Regions from separate parts of the Homo sapiens genome. Here region 2 is linked to region 1. Evidence: read pairs that join two places in POLR2A ChIA-PET (ENCODE). Cell type or tissue: GM12878. All regions are shown on one strand.

What was found. Peaks named below come from ENCODE experiments on the same cell type or tissue, not always from the same donor. Only the 100,000 strongest peaks of a DNase experiment are listed, where the experiment ranks them.
Region 2: POLR2A ChIA-PET joins it to region 1 with 8 read pairs; 1 of 35 experiments calls an interaction of 5 or more read pairs at or near these places.

Annotation. Positions count from the first base shown.
Region 1 is chr16:57,610,723-57,614,722 of GRCh38, reverse strand. No RefSeq gene overlaps it. Among named protein-coding and RNA genes, the nearest start is that of ADGRG1, 16 kb to the left of the region's middle. RefSeq lists an enhancer at 83-132. In GM12878, no CTCF peak of the experiment used is centred here; no DNase peak of the experiment used is centred here; H3K27ac peaks cover 700 bases.
Region 2 is chr16:57,339,621-57,343,620 of GRCh38, reverse strand. No RefSeq gene overlaps it. Among named protein-coding and RNA genes, the nearest start is that of CCL22, 17 kb to the left of the region's middle. In GM12878, no CTCF peak of the experiment used is centred here; DNase peaks (open chromatin) are centred at 231, 2,310 and 3,820; H3K27ac peaks cover 1,882 bases.

The sequences.
Region 1 (4,000 bases):
TGTCAACTACCCAGAGGAAACAGGTGAAAACCAAATGTCAAGACTGGGGGCAGAGGCCGTGGCCTAGAACAAGGCAGCTCATACTGAGCGTATCCCTGGCACCCAGTGGCTTTCCTCCCAGCCCTGGAGCAGGTCTGGCCTGCCCGCAGGTCTCTTTCTGGGACCAGCCAGGAGCAGGCCTGGCCTGCCCGCAGATCTCTTTCTGGGACCAGATGTCCCTCCTGGCTCCTGATTTCCCTACTGCCATCTCTGCCTAGAGAAACGCCATCCACCCCCCTTTATGGCCCAGTTCAAATGCCCCTTCTTCCAAGAACTCCTCTTGGAGTTATCCCGTCCTCTTTTATGGAAAGTCAGGCTCTGAACCCCTGAACCCCTGAACCCCAAAGTCCCACATCCCTTTACTTATAAGAATACTGGCATCCAACACTCCCAAGCACCTCTCTGTGCCAAGCCCATTCCTAAAACTGCATGGATTGATTTATTTAATCCCCATAACAATCATTTGAAGGGAATTACATAGGGGATTATAGACAGGGAGACTGAGGCCTAAAGAGATTTAGGAACCTGTCCCAGAGCACACCAGCAATAAGTGCCAGTGGCAGGACTTGAATCCATATCTCTGTTGGACCATAGGTCCATGATTTATCTCTAGGTCATACAGTTTCTCAGTGAATGTATTTTATTCATTCATTCAACGAACATTTCCTAAGTACCCACCAAGTGCCAGGCCTCAAGCTGGGCTCTGCATACCTGACAGAGCCCAGAAACCATCCCTGCCTTCATGGAGCTGATGGCTTGATGAGGAAGTAAGGTAAGAAATTAAACAATCAATGAAGTAATTAATCAAATAATTCAATAAATACAAAGACAAATACATGTAATGGGAGGGCAATTTAAAAAGCAACCTAAACAACAAAAGAGTGAAGATGAAATGAAATAGGGAATGCACTTTAGCCAGGTAATTAGGGAAGGCTCCTTGGAGGAGGTGATGTTTGTAACAAGGTCCTAATGGATAAGGAGGAGCCAGCCGTGGAAAGAGTGGGCCTGGGGCTCAGCATACCAGACAGAAGGAACAGCATGTGCAAAGGCTCGGAGTGAGGAATATCCTCAGCATGTTGGAGAAACTAGGATCTGGTAATTGTGACTGGAGCACAGAGGCAAAGGAGATGAGGGCAAAGAGCCGGGCTGTGAAGACAGGAACGGAAGTATAATTTTAGTCCGAGGGAAGCAGGAAGCCATGGGTGGATTCAAAAGGGAGTGAGGGGATCGATTTATATTTCAAGGAGGGTAGCTGAAGGACTCAGCCCTGCTCTGACAAGATAAAGGCTATCGATCAATGCTAGGCCTAGCAGCCTCTCCTGCATGCCAGACCAGGCATAATTATCTCCACTCTTTTGTTTTTTTAGTTTGCTTTTTTCATTGCCCTTTCATTACATGTATTTGCCTTCATATTTATTGAATTACTTGATTAATTACATCATTGATTTTTTATTTCTTCTCTTACTTCCCCATCAAGAAATTGAACTGCTGGCTGGGTGCAGTGGCTCATGCCTAAATCCCAGCACTTTGGGAGGCAAAGGCAGGCGGATCACTTGACGTCAGGAGTTGGAGACCAGCCTGGCCAACACGGTGAAACCCTGTCTCTACTAAAAATACAAAAAATAATTAGCCAGTCGTGGTGGTGGGCGCCTGTAATCCCAGCTACTCGGGAGGCTGAAGCAGGAGAATTGCTTGAACCCGGGAGGTGGAGGTTGCAGTGAGCCGAGATTGCGCCACTGCGCTCCAGCCTGGGTGACAGAGAGAGACTCCTTCTCAAAAAAAAAAAAAAAAAAAAAGAAAAGAAAGAAAAGAAAAACAAATTCAGCTGCTAACACCACAGGGTCCTGATAGCCGGAGATCACTAGGAACCAAGCAGAAACCCTGCAGAAGCCTCCCAGGGTAGAGGGTAGGAAGGCAGCCCCCCACCCCACTCCCAGGGAGGAGACACTGGAACTGGTCCACCCAGAGCAGCTGAAACGCAGGCAGTCGGTCCACCCACCCGTGCAGGCCCTGCAGCCTTGGGCCCCTCAGTCCTGGGCGGGCCAGAGCTGGCCTCCTCCGCCCCACATTAGTGGTGGGCTGCTAAATATTGACAACAGGCTCTCTAAGTGTTGTTTGGATACCTATATTGATATTTTCATTTACATTAACAAGAAAAAAAAGGAAACAACAAAGATACGTGTCGGAATTTCATTTGTCCATCAATGACGTGAGCAATTTTTTGCCGAGTGGGATTATGGTCTTCAGATACTGGAATCTTTGCTGAGTCTGATTTTGAATACAGATTTTGAATAGTTGGCTGAATCGGATCATGGTTTTCAAATTGTTTGTGCTGTTCGTGATGTAACAGCTACAGACATGACACATTGATTGCATGGAATATGCCTTAATAACATTTCACTGCTTTCTCAACTCTATCTAGACAATCAACAAAACAACAAAGCAAGTCCTGATTTGTAACATTTGTAGATTTCCGTGGTTTTAATACTCTCTGACTAGGTGCAGTGTCTGTAATCTCAACACTTTGGGAGGCCAAGGTGGGAGGATCGCTTGAGGCCAGGAGTTCAAGACCAGCCTGGGCAACCTCCTGAGACCCACCCCAATCTCTACCAAAAAAAAAAAGTTTTAATAAATAAATACTTCTGCCACGGCCAATTGCAAGATAGCAAACATCGAACACGGCATTTGGAAAAGGTGCACAGAAGCTCACCATTCTTTTTACTCTACCAGTGCAACAGATGGCAACTTCAAGAGCACAGATGGATTCATTTGCTATGGCTATCACAGCAAAGTACCACAAACAGGGTGGCTTGATCAGAAATGTATTCTCTCACAGTTCTAGACGTTAGAAGTCCAAGATCAAGGTGTTGGCAGGGTTGGTGCCTTTGAAGACTATGAAAGAGAATCTGTCCCACACCTCTCCCCCTGGTTTCTGGTGGTTGGCTGGCCATCTTTGGCACTGCTTGGCTTGTAGAAATTTCACTCCGATCTCTGCCTTCATCTTCACATGGTGCCCTCCCTGTGTGTGTGTGTCTCTGTCTGATTCCCCCATTTTGTAAGCACACCTGTCATATCGGATTAAGGCCCACGCTAATAAACGCCAATTAACTTGCTTACTTCTGTAAAGACTTTATCTCCAAATAAGCTCACATTCTGAAGTACTCAGGGTTAGAACTTTAACTTAAGAATTTGGGGCAAAGAGGAACAGGATTCAATCCATTACAACGAATGATGGTGGTAAAATAATCAGAAAGTGTTTCATTCTGAGTATTTATTATCTTTTTAAATACACAGTCATGAGTCACTGAACAAGGACACATTCTGAGAAATGCGTCATTAGGTGATTTTGCCATTGTGCAAACATCATAGAGTGCATTTATCCAAACCTAGAGGATGCATTTTAAAATTTATATATTCTTACATGGAAAACCAAATGTCCCAGCACCGTTACTGAATATCAGTCATTTCCCCCTAGTTGATCTGCAAGGCCAATATGAAGTGCTATCTGTAGCTTTCTTTATATGACCCATATAATCTTATGGGACCACCGTCATCTATGTGGTCTGTCATTGCCCAAAACGTCATTATGCAACACATGACTGTAATTTAATTTTGTGTATGTAATTTAATTCTTAACAGTGGCTATGTTTAACAACCAACTCACAAAATGCCTAAAAATTTAACCACCAGTTCTTGCAAGCCAAAACAGCAAGCTCCAACACACCCCTGGCCCTTGCCTGCCCTCAGCCCTGTCCTGGGTCCCCATCTCACCTCCCTGCAGGCTCCTATGAGGGGCAGGTCAGGAAAGCTGTATTCAGGTCCCGTACATCTCCTCTCAGGAACCTTCAAAGCCTGGTCTCCTCCTACTCAAGAGGGGCCCTGAAGAAAAGACACTCCAGTGACAAGCTGTGGTCACAGGGCTGTCCAGCCTGACCCGTGGAGAGCTGAAGCGGTCCAAGTG
Region 2 (4,000 bases), 270 kb after region 1:
TCCACCAACTCTGTACCTGCCCCAGTGCAGCTGACACGGCTGGAGAAAGCCACCCAGTCACGCTAATGGTAAATCCAAGATCACTCACCTCAGTGCCACCCAAAAGTCCCACTGCGTTTCCCTGACTCATTCGCTCTCCCACTCTCTTTGACTATTTCATACTTTCCTGTCTCCACTCAAACCTTCAAACTCCTCCTCACTGATCTGCACTTGAAACCTGTGACCCTGATTCCCATGTCCCCAAGAAACGAGAAGTTACCAGAAGACCACACCCACCTGCAACTGTCGCATCTGCCCACTGCATTTTCCTTGTTCCTCACTCAAGGATAAGCTTGTCCAACCCAAGGCCTGTGGGTCGCTTGAGGCCCAGGACAGCTTTGAATGTGGCCCAACACAAATGCGTAAACTTTCTTAAAACATTAGGAGATTTTTTGGGCGACTTTTTTTTTTTTTTTTTTTTAGCTCATCAGCTATCATTAGTGTTAGTGTACTTTATGTGTGGCCCAAGACAATGCTTCTTCTTCCAATGTGGCCCAGGGAAGCCAAAAGTTTGGGCACCCCTGAAGGACATCACTCCTAATTCTCCTGTTTCTTTCCTGCATCATCAATTTCCTCCTTTCTACTGTATCATTCTCTCTCTCTCTCTCTTTTTTTTTTTTTGAGACAGACTCTCGCTCTGTTGCCCAGGCTAGAGTGCATTGGTGCAATCTTGGCTCACTGCAACCTCTGCCTCCCGGGATCAAGCGATTCTCCTGCCTCAGCCTCCCAAGTAGTTGGGATTACAGGCACACACCACCGCACCTGGCTAATTTTTGTATTTGTTTTTAGAGACGGGGTTTCACTTTGTTGGCCAGGCTGGCCTTGAGCTCCTGACCTCAAGCGATCCACCTGTCTCAGTGTCCCAAAGTGCTGGAATTACAGGTGTGAGCCACCGCGCCCGGCCCTACAGTAGCATTCTCACTGGCATGCAACAAACCAGTAATTCTCCCATCTTAAGAAAACAGTGCATTAGGAAAACAGATCCCACATCCCCTTCCAGGTGCTGGACCTTTACAGTAAAACTCAAAAGAACAGTCAATACTTGCTATCATCAATTCTCCTTTTTCTTGTCTCTTCATTCCAATTCTGATTGCAAATACTTCTTAGGAATTCCTTGGGATGGCAGAGTCATGAGAGGAAGATCCACTTCAGAGAGGGGAGAGATGAAACCCTGGAGCACACTTTATTCCTGAGGTTCTAATAGGGGACTAAGAAAATACTTTTGATTTATGTGGGAGAAATCATTGAACACGTGAAGGATATAAATGTCTTCTGTAGTTAAAAAAGGAACCATTGGAATCAGGTAAACTGGCATGTATTAGGTACTGTAACGTCAGATGTCATAACAAACAAACCTCAAATTGTATAATGGCTCAGACACAGTAAGTTTATGTTTCACCACATAAAGTCCAAAACAGATGTTCCTGATTAATGGGCAGCTCTTCTCCAAGTGGCGGTTCAGGCACCCGGACTCCTCCCATTTGTGGTTCTGCTGTTGTTAACAGATCGCCGTGTTCATCTACATCAAGTCATAAAAGGGAAAATAGAAGCAGGCCTGGAGCGTGGGAAACTTTTTTGGTCCAAGCCTGGAAGTTGGGTGCATCAGCTCTGATCACATTCCATTAGCCAGAATTCAGACACCTGACCTCACCTGTTTGCAAGGAAGGCTGGGAAACAGAAGAGGTGTACTCAAGAAGAGGAAATAGGTTTGGCAAAGAGCCAGCCAGGCTCTGCAAATAATGGACATCCTCCAAGGAACAATGATTGGGCAAAGAGAAGATGACTTACCCTCCAGGACTTTGTTCTGAATAAGCAGCTTGTCCTGGCCTGGATTTCCGAGCAAGTCCCATTGTAAAACCACAATTGCTCTTTCTTCAAGAAGAAAACCCTTAGAAAAGCAAACAATTCTACACATTCCATCTACCTCTTCTGCCATTTGATATGTTTTGTGGGTTTCCAATTGGCTTTTTGGTATTCTATAAAAATGAGAGTCATCTTATAGCCTGTAGGGTGAGGGTGTGAGTAGCATGGCTATATCCTAAGTCTCAGAGATACGGGCTCTGCTACCAACTGGCAGTGAAGCTTGACTACCAGGCCCTGTGCCCTTGGGACTCAGGCCCTGACTCTGTGAAATGGGACTGGTCATGCCTGCCACTGCCAGGCTATTTGAGGATCAACAACTTGCACATTCGCAGCTCCAAATGATCTTTACAACAGCCTTTGGTGATTGAAAGGGTATAAATGCCCCTTGCACATTTCACAGATGGAACACCCGAGCTGGACGGTGACATGCTTGACCCAGGGAAACTCCAACTCCCAGTCCCCAGACAAGAGGTAGTGGCTGAAACTGAGAGGAGGTGACATCTTATAGGGAAGGAAGCAGAAAGGGGAAGCAGAAAAGCATGAGGAATGGTGTGAGGGGAAGAAAGAAGAAGAAAATGTATGGACGTTTATCCCAGAGCCCAGGGTTCTTTCCGTAGTGCCTCCCAACCCTCGGTTCCCTGTTATTTACTCACCCTGAAGCCTGGTAATCTGGACACAGATGGAGAATTATAGAGAAGACCAGGGGGGAACCAAGAGCGTTTGGAATCTCAGGAGCCTTCAAACTGGACAATGAACAGTGTCATCTCTTTCTGTGGTCAGTGGCCACCTACCTAAGGAATGGGTCCCCCAGGACCAACCATGTGTCAGAAGGCTCCTCCTCTTGCCCTTCTTTTAGTGTGGGATCCTGGAAGTCACTGTCACAGGGATGCTGTATCTACATGGGCTTGGACTCCTCGTACGGAAAGAATTATTATTTTCTCAAGTGGTAAAATGTTAACAGTTGGTGGATCAGGATGATGGAAATACAGGAAATACAGGATTTCTTTACTCTATTTTTGCAAATTTGCTGTAAGTTTGAAATTACTAGAAGATAAAAAGTTAAAAAATAAAAAAAGAAGAAGAAGAACAAGAGCTGGGCATGGTGGCTCACACCTGTAATCCCAGCACTTTGGGAGGCCGAGGCAGGCGGATCACAAAGTCAGGAGTTTGAGACCAGCCTGGCCAATATGGTGAAACCCCATCTCTACTAAAGATACAAAAATTAGCCAGGCGTGTTGGTGGGTGCTTGCAGTCCCAGCTACTCGGGAGGCTGAGGCAGGAGAATTGCTTGAATCCGGGAGGCAGAGGTTGCAGTGAGCAGAGATTACGCCACTGCACTCCAGCCTGGGTGACAGAGCAAGACTCTGTCTCAAAAAAAAAAAAAAAAAAAAAAAAAAAAGAAGAAGAAGAAGAAGAAGAAGAACCCAGAAACCCCCTCATGACCTCTTCCATCACAACCCCTCTGCTGCCACCACCAAGGAAAGCCCATTCTGGCTCCTAATACCTAAACTAGTTATTTCTATTTGAATCATAGAAAAAGTGACTGGGTGCACTGGGTGCTCATGCCTCTAATCCCAGCACTTTGGGAAGCTGAGGTAGGAGGATTACCTGAGCCCAAGTTCGAGACCAGCCTAGGCAATGTAGTGAGGCCCCATCTCTCCAAAAAAAAAAAAAAAAATACAAAAATTAGCCAGGCATGGTGATGCAAGCCTGTGGCCCCTAGCTACTAGAGAGACTGAGGTGGGAGGATCACTTGAGCCTGGGAGGCCAAGGCTGCAATGAGCCGGGGGGGGTGACAGAGAGAAACACTGTCTCAAAAAAACAAACAAACAAAGAACAGAAAGAAACACTGAATCATACAGAAAGCATTCCTTTATGCCTGACTTCTTCTCTTTTTTTGAGACAGCGTCTCGCTCTGTCACCCAGACTGGAGTCCGGTGGCACGATCACGGTTCGCTTCAGCCTCAACCTCAGCTATCCTCCCACCTCAGCTCCCCTAGCAGCTAGGACTACAGGCATGAGCCACTGCACCTGGCCTGTGCCTGACTCCTTTCATTCAACATTATGTTTAGGAGATTCAGCCATGTCTTTGCTTGCC